2 separate regions of the Homo sapiens genome follow, and region 2 is linked to region 1. Evidence: read pairs that join two places in POLR2A ChIA-PET (ENCODE). Cell type or tissue: MCF 10A. All regions are shown on one strand. Links, peaks and the distances in the headings refer to the core of each region. The heading gives the core; the rest is flanking DNA. Region 1 has its middle 73 kb from the start of FEM1C. Region 2 overlaps TMED7-TICAM2 (TMED7-TICAM2 readthrough).

What was found. Peaks named below come from ENCODE experiments on the same cell type or tissue, not always from the same donor. Only the 100,000 strongest peaks of a DNase experiment are listed, where the experiment ranks them.
Region 2: POLR2A ChIA-PET joins it to region 1 with 5 read pairs; 2 of 35 experiments call an interaction of 5 or more read pairs at or near these places.

The regions. Positions count from the first base shown.
Region 1 is chr5:115,470,281-115,473,206 of GRCh38, forward strand. No RefSeq gene overlaps it. Among named protein-coding and RNA genes, the nearest start is that of FEM1C, 73 kb to the right of the region's middle. In MCF 10A, for the core only: no CTCF peak of the experiment used is centred there; DNase peaks (open chromatin) are centred at 851 and 1,561.
Region 2 is chr5:115,605,438-115,608,363 of GRCh38, forward strand. The region is part of intron 3 of TMED7-TICAM2 (TMED7-TICAM2 readthrough); the gene reads right to left. The region is part of intron 2 of TICAM2-AS1 (TICAM2 antisense RNA 1); the gene reads left to right. Among named protein-coding and RNA genes, the nearest start is that of TICAM2, 4.4 kb to the left of the region's middle. In MCF 10A, for the core only: no CTCF peak of the experiment used is centred there; no DNase peak of the experiment used is centred there.

The DNA of each region.
Region 1 (2,926 bases), core at 335-2,834:
TATGTGCAGGTTCCTTAAACGTTGCCACCTGGACATTTGGCAGGGTGGTAATGTTTAAGGAACCATAATTGGCCGGGTGCGTTGGCTCATGCCTGTAATCCTAGCACTTTGGGAGGCCAAGGTGGGTGGATTGCTTGAGGCCAAGGGTTCGAGACTAGCCTGGCCAACATGGTAAAACCTCGTCTCCACTAAAAATACAAAAATTGGCTGGGAGTTGTGGCAGGCCTGTAATCTCAGCTACTAGGGAGGCTGAGGCATGAGAATTGCTTGAACCCAGGAGTTTGAGGCTACAGTGAGCTGTGATCGCGCCACTGCACTCCAGCCTGGGCAATAGAGTGAGACTATGCCTCATAAATATATATAATGGATAATGAATCAGAAGTACAATTCAGGGAGTAGCTTCTAGTAAGTGCCAAGACCCAGACCTGCCCTCAGGGTCCATTATGTCCCTGTTCTTCTCTAGGGCCCATTGTGGCAGGGAAGTGCTCCAGGCTTCTACCTCCCAGCCCAGAGAGGCAGTATTTTCCCTTATCTCACCTCTTAGTACTGTAAGAGGAGAATGACCATCCGTCCCAGTTTACACTTGATGTCTCAGTGTAATTATTAGTAATTATTAATAGTTCCCCCCTCACTCCCCAAATAGCCCCAATTTGATTTTCAGCTTCATGGTCACATTGTCTAGAAATAATCTGCTCTAGGAAGACTGGTCATGAGGATATCCATTCTTTTCTGGGAAATCCCATCCCAACACCAAGGGACTGATCCAGCCTTATGGAGCCCAATAATGGTCATATACCAAGAGTCTGGAAGTAGTGCATTTACCAATGTCTGACTCATTCCACCTTACAAAATACCATATGTGGGCATCACTAGTCCAATCCAAGTTGCACGGTGGCAGGATCAGTGCTCTCTCTTTTCAGTCACACCTCTAGTGAGAGGTGAGTCCTCTGCTGATTGGGAGTCCAAACAACCTTAAAGTCCAGCCTGACAGAATCCCTTGTTATACAACATTCAGACTTATGAGCCACTTGTCCACAGGACAGTTTATAAGGCATGGTTCCCCCTCAATGATAGGAGCCCCATGGTGTTAGAGGACTAAGCAATTTTAGCAAATATACAAGCAACTAAATATACAAATAAATAAACCAAATAAACCTCTGACCTAACTCTCAACTCTGTTAGGAAAGGAAAGCAAATATCAGCTCTATCAGCTCAGAAGTAAGACTCTTTCTGTCTGCGACACTTGGGTGTGAACAGCCATATGCAAAGTGTATCAGACAAGCAAGTTTATGCTATTGGCATGGAAGTGATGCAAATCCCAGGCCAATGAAAAAATCCAGCTTTGTATTCCCCATTCACCCTCAAGCCCAATCAAACTGAATCGAGATGTGGCAGGTGTGAGCTGTAAAGGAACAGACCCTGGTGCCCAGCTGGTCTGGGGTCTATGCACCATGTTTTTCCATTCACTCCCCATTCCCATGTTTATACTGCAACTGTTGATGCTTCTCCTGCTTTCAAAGCCTCCTGGCACAGGAGACGAGTATTGCACAAGGGAACATCGGTTATGTCTGGGCTGCCCGAGGGCCTCACAGGCTGTGAGTGGCTAAGTTTTCAAGACAACCCAACTCAGCTCATGCCAGATTTTAAAAGTGCACTGCCAGCACAGAGTGGCATCCAGATACCCTGAGGGCGTGTAACACTCCAACTTTCCCCATATGTCTGGAGCTATGTGGAGTTTCTCATTTGCTAAATTGGGCCAAGTCAGAAAATTTAGACCTGAGTTCTAATTCTAGCTTCGCTTCTAAATAGCTCACTTAACTCTCTAGGCCTTAATATCCTCAACCAGAAAATATAGAAGTTGGCCTAGGAAGCTACCAACATCCCTCCTGCTCTGACATTCTGTGGGACTGCACTTCTCATGGCAATTACCATCTGGTGGTTGTACCTCAGAAAATATTCTCTCTGGGCCTCAGTTTCCTCATTTGCAAAAGTGGTGCCCATACAATAGACACCTCACAAAGAGGTTGTGGATTTCAAGCGGGACTGTGTACATAGAAGCAGACAGCACAGTGAGTGCACACAGTAGGAACTCAATAACTCTTAATTTGTAACATCTCCCAGAGTCTCCATCTGTGAAACAGAAATAATACTTGCCAATCTAGCTTGTGAAAATGTATATAGAGCAATGAATAGAGAACGAAAGGGGCTTGGAATTAAGAAAAGCAAATGCAAATGACAGGAGCTATTATTATGCAAAAATGGACTGAAGTCAGAGTTTAAGAGCAGGAGCAGATTTGATGTGCCTGATTAATTTATTAAACAGACTAAAACCATAATTAGAGAAGTCTGCTTAAACCCCTGGACTTGTCTCAGATAAGATTAAAAGAGGGAAGGCAAAAGAGGAATCTCAGATGTTTCCACGGCTTGCTGGGCCCAGAAACGAGGCCAAGAGGAGAGAGGGAGGCCAAGGGAGGGGCAAGGGTGCTAAAATGACTGTTAGAGGAAAGGAGCTGCCGAAGCCAAGGGAGCAGCTGGGAGTAGAGGCGATGACAGCTGAAGAAAGGGATTATTTCAGAACTGTTCCCTGTGGCCTCTTTAGCTTTGGCTCTCATTAAAATGAGGGGAATGAGCTAGAGGAAATCTTGCTTCCCTTTTTATGAGAAAGGGTGAGCCTTGTTTGCCCAGGAGGGGAATTGCCACAAAAGAAGAGTGTGCCTGTCTCAGCTTAGAAGTCCTACAGAGAAGGAGCACTCATACCCTTAGGCAATGGGTCCTCTCATGGAGGCCCCGAGGGAAGCAGGTGCCATGGGCTGATCGAAGCTCTTGGGCAGAAATCCAGGCTTGGCTCTAGGTTATTTTTTTCTAACATTTTATTATGAAAAATCTCATATGGCACAGTTGAGGGCACTTTTTAGTGAACACTGGC
Region 2 (2,926 bases), core at 225-2,724, 140 kb after region 1:
TAGGAGCCGAGACTGGCCCTGGCCTTTTGAGGTTCCTCATGCCATTAAAGTAACAGAAAAGCAGCTCAATGGACTGGCCAGGGTAGCTAATTCCAGTTATCAGAGGAAAACTGTGTTTCTGTTTTACAATGGAAACAAGAAGGCTATATAGGCTATATATGGAAACGAGGAAATTCACTGGAATGCCTCTTAGTGCTAACAGTCCTAGTCAGTGGAAAACTGCAGCAACCCAGTAAAGACAGGCCTATCAACGGCTCAATTCTGTAGAAATGAAGGTTTAGGTCACTTCATTAGACAAAGAATCCCATCTAGTCAAAATCCTGGAGGAAGGTAAGAAGAAGGATTACTAAGCTTGATTATGGTACTTTATTCCCCCAGAAATAAAACCAAAAGATGGTTTACTAGGACGTTCAAAATCAATAAACTTCTAGCCAGATAAGTCAAGAAAAAAGAGAGCAGATGCAAATTACCAATATTAGAAATGAGAGAGGGACATGACATTCCAGTTATTAAAAGGTTACTAAGGAAAGATTATGAACAACTTTATGCCAGCAAATTCAACAATTTATATGAAATGGAAAAAATCCTTAAAAGCCAAACAGTCAAGATGAAACAGATTATTTTAAAAGCCCTAAATCTATCAAAGAAATTAAGGTGTAGTGAAAAATGTTCCGAAAAAGAAAACTTCATGTCCAGGTGACTTCAATGGTGAACTCTACCAAAACATTTAAGGAAGAAATGATACCAATCCTACACATACTCTTCAAAAAAATTCAAAAGGAGGGAATACTTCTGAAATCATTCTATTAAGCCAGCATTAGTATCATACTAATCAGACAAAAGACATTACAAAAACAGAAAACTAAAGACCAACATCGCTCATGGATATAGATGTAAGATTCTAAACAAAATTTGAACAAATCAATGATGGTTGAGAATTTTCCAGAACTGATGTATCAACCCACAGATCTAAGATGCCAAACAAAGCCTAAGTGGGAAAATACAATAAAATCCTCACGTATATACAACACAATGAAACTCAAAAAAAAAAAATTATAATTACAAAGAGAAAATCGTGAAAGCAGCCAGAGGAAAAAAAAATGGATTAGTCTAAATGGAGCAAAAGACTGACAGGTGACTTCTTCCCAGTAACAGTGGAAGTCAGAATACAAGGGAAAGTTATCTTTACCTTTCCAGATAACCATCCATTTCAAGGGAGAAAAAAAAAGTCCTTCAAAAAGAAGGCAAAATAACGACATTTCAAAAAACAAGAGCAAAGTAAATGTGCCACCAGGTGACCTGCACTAAAGTAAATTCTAAACATATACTCAGGCAAAAGAAAAATTACTCCAGATGGAAGCTCAAAGACACAGCAAGGAATGGAGAGTAAGAAAGGTGGCAAATTTGTGGGTAAATCTAAGTCAATATTAACTATATAAAACAACAGTAATAACTTACATTTAAAGAGATACAACATATGTGACAACCACATATATAAGCTGGGAGGAAAGTAAATGGGATTAAAGTGTTCTAAGGCTACTGCACTGCGCAGAAGTCTGGGCGAGTTTAGGCGTTGATAAGTCAGAGATGCATAATGAAATTTCTAGAACAACCATGAACAGAAATATATACAACATCCCATCTGATAGGTAGAAGAAAAAAAGGAGTAACAAAAACAAAACTATCAAAAAAAAAGTAGAAAAAAAGGAACATAGAACAGATAGGACACATACTAATAGTAACAACAATATGATATAAACGAGACACCTCTAAAAACTAAATATACACAAAGACTGAAAGTAAAACTGTGGAAAATGATATACGACACAAGTGCTAGCCAAACGAAAGCTGGTATAGCTACATTAATATCAAATAAAATTAATTTTAAGGCAAAATTTATTAGTGGAAATAAAGATAATTTTGTAATGATAAAGCTTCTTTCAATTAACCTGGAAAATATAACAATTATACATTTGTATCCCAATACAAAATAGAAAAAGAGAGAAATTGAAAGAATCACACAAACACATCTAAAATCATGCTAGCTACATTTTAACACAATTCTCTTAGTAATCAAGAGATATATACCAAAAACAAAAAAATCATCACTAAGGATACTGAAGACTTGAAAATTAATGAACATGACTAAAATGATTAATGAACATAAATAACTGTAGAACTCTTTTCAAGCATCCTAAAATTTATAAAAACCAGCCACTTATTATGTCATAAAGCAACTGTTAACACATTTCAAAGAATTTAAATCATATAGAGAATATATCATCTGATCACAATTCAATTATGTTAAAAATCAACAATAAAGGAAAACTTAAATATTCATGTTTGGAAATTATAGTTCCAAATAGTATCTATGGATCAAAGTAGTAATGATAATGAAATAAAAAACTTTGCAGTTAGTGAATAACTAAAATGCTAGATATTGAGACTTGTAGAATGGAGTTAGTAGTAGGCAGAATTCTAAGATGGTTCCTGAAATCCTTTCCAAGCCCCATATCCATACCTTTGTGTGGACAACGCCTGTTACATTTAGTAAGAGAATATGGCAAAAGTGAAAGGATTTTGCAGATGCAATTAAGGTGCCTATTTAGTTGACTCTGACTTAATCAAAAGGGAGACTATCCCAGGTGACTCTGACCTAACCAAGTGAACTCTTTCTGGCCTTCTCTGAAACAGATTCTAGTCAGAAGTTCTGCTGACCTTAAAAAGGCATGTCACGTTACACTGCTTATATAAAAGAGCAGCCCTAAGTAGCTGAGGACCTCAGTTCTACAGCTTCAAGGAACTAAGTTTTATCAACAATCTGATTAATTTAGAAGAGAACTGTGAGCTCCAGATGACAATGCAGTTCAGCTGACTTCACTGCAGCCTTGTGAGACCCTAAACAGAGGACCCAGTTAAGCCATGC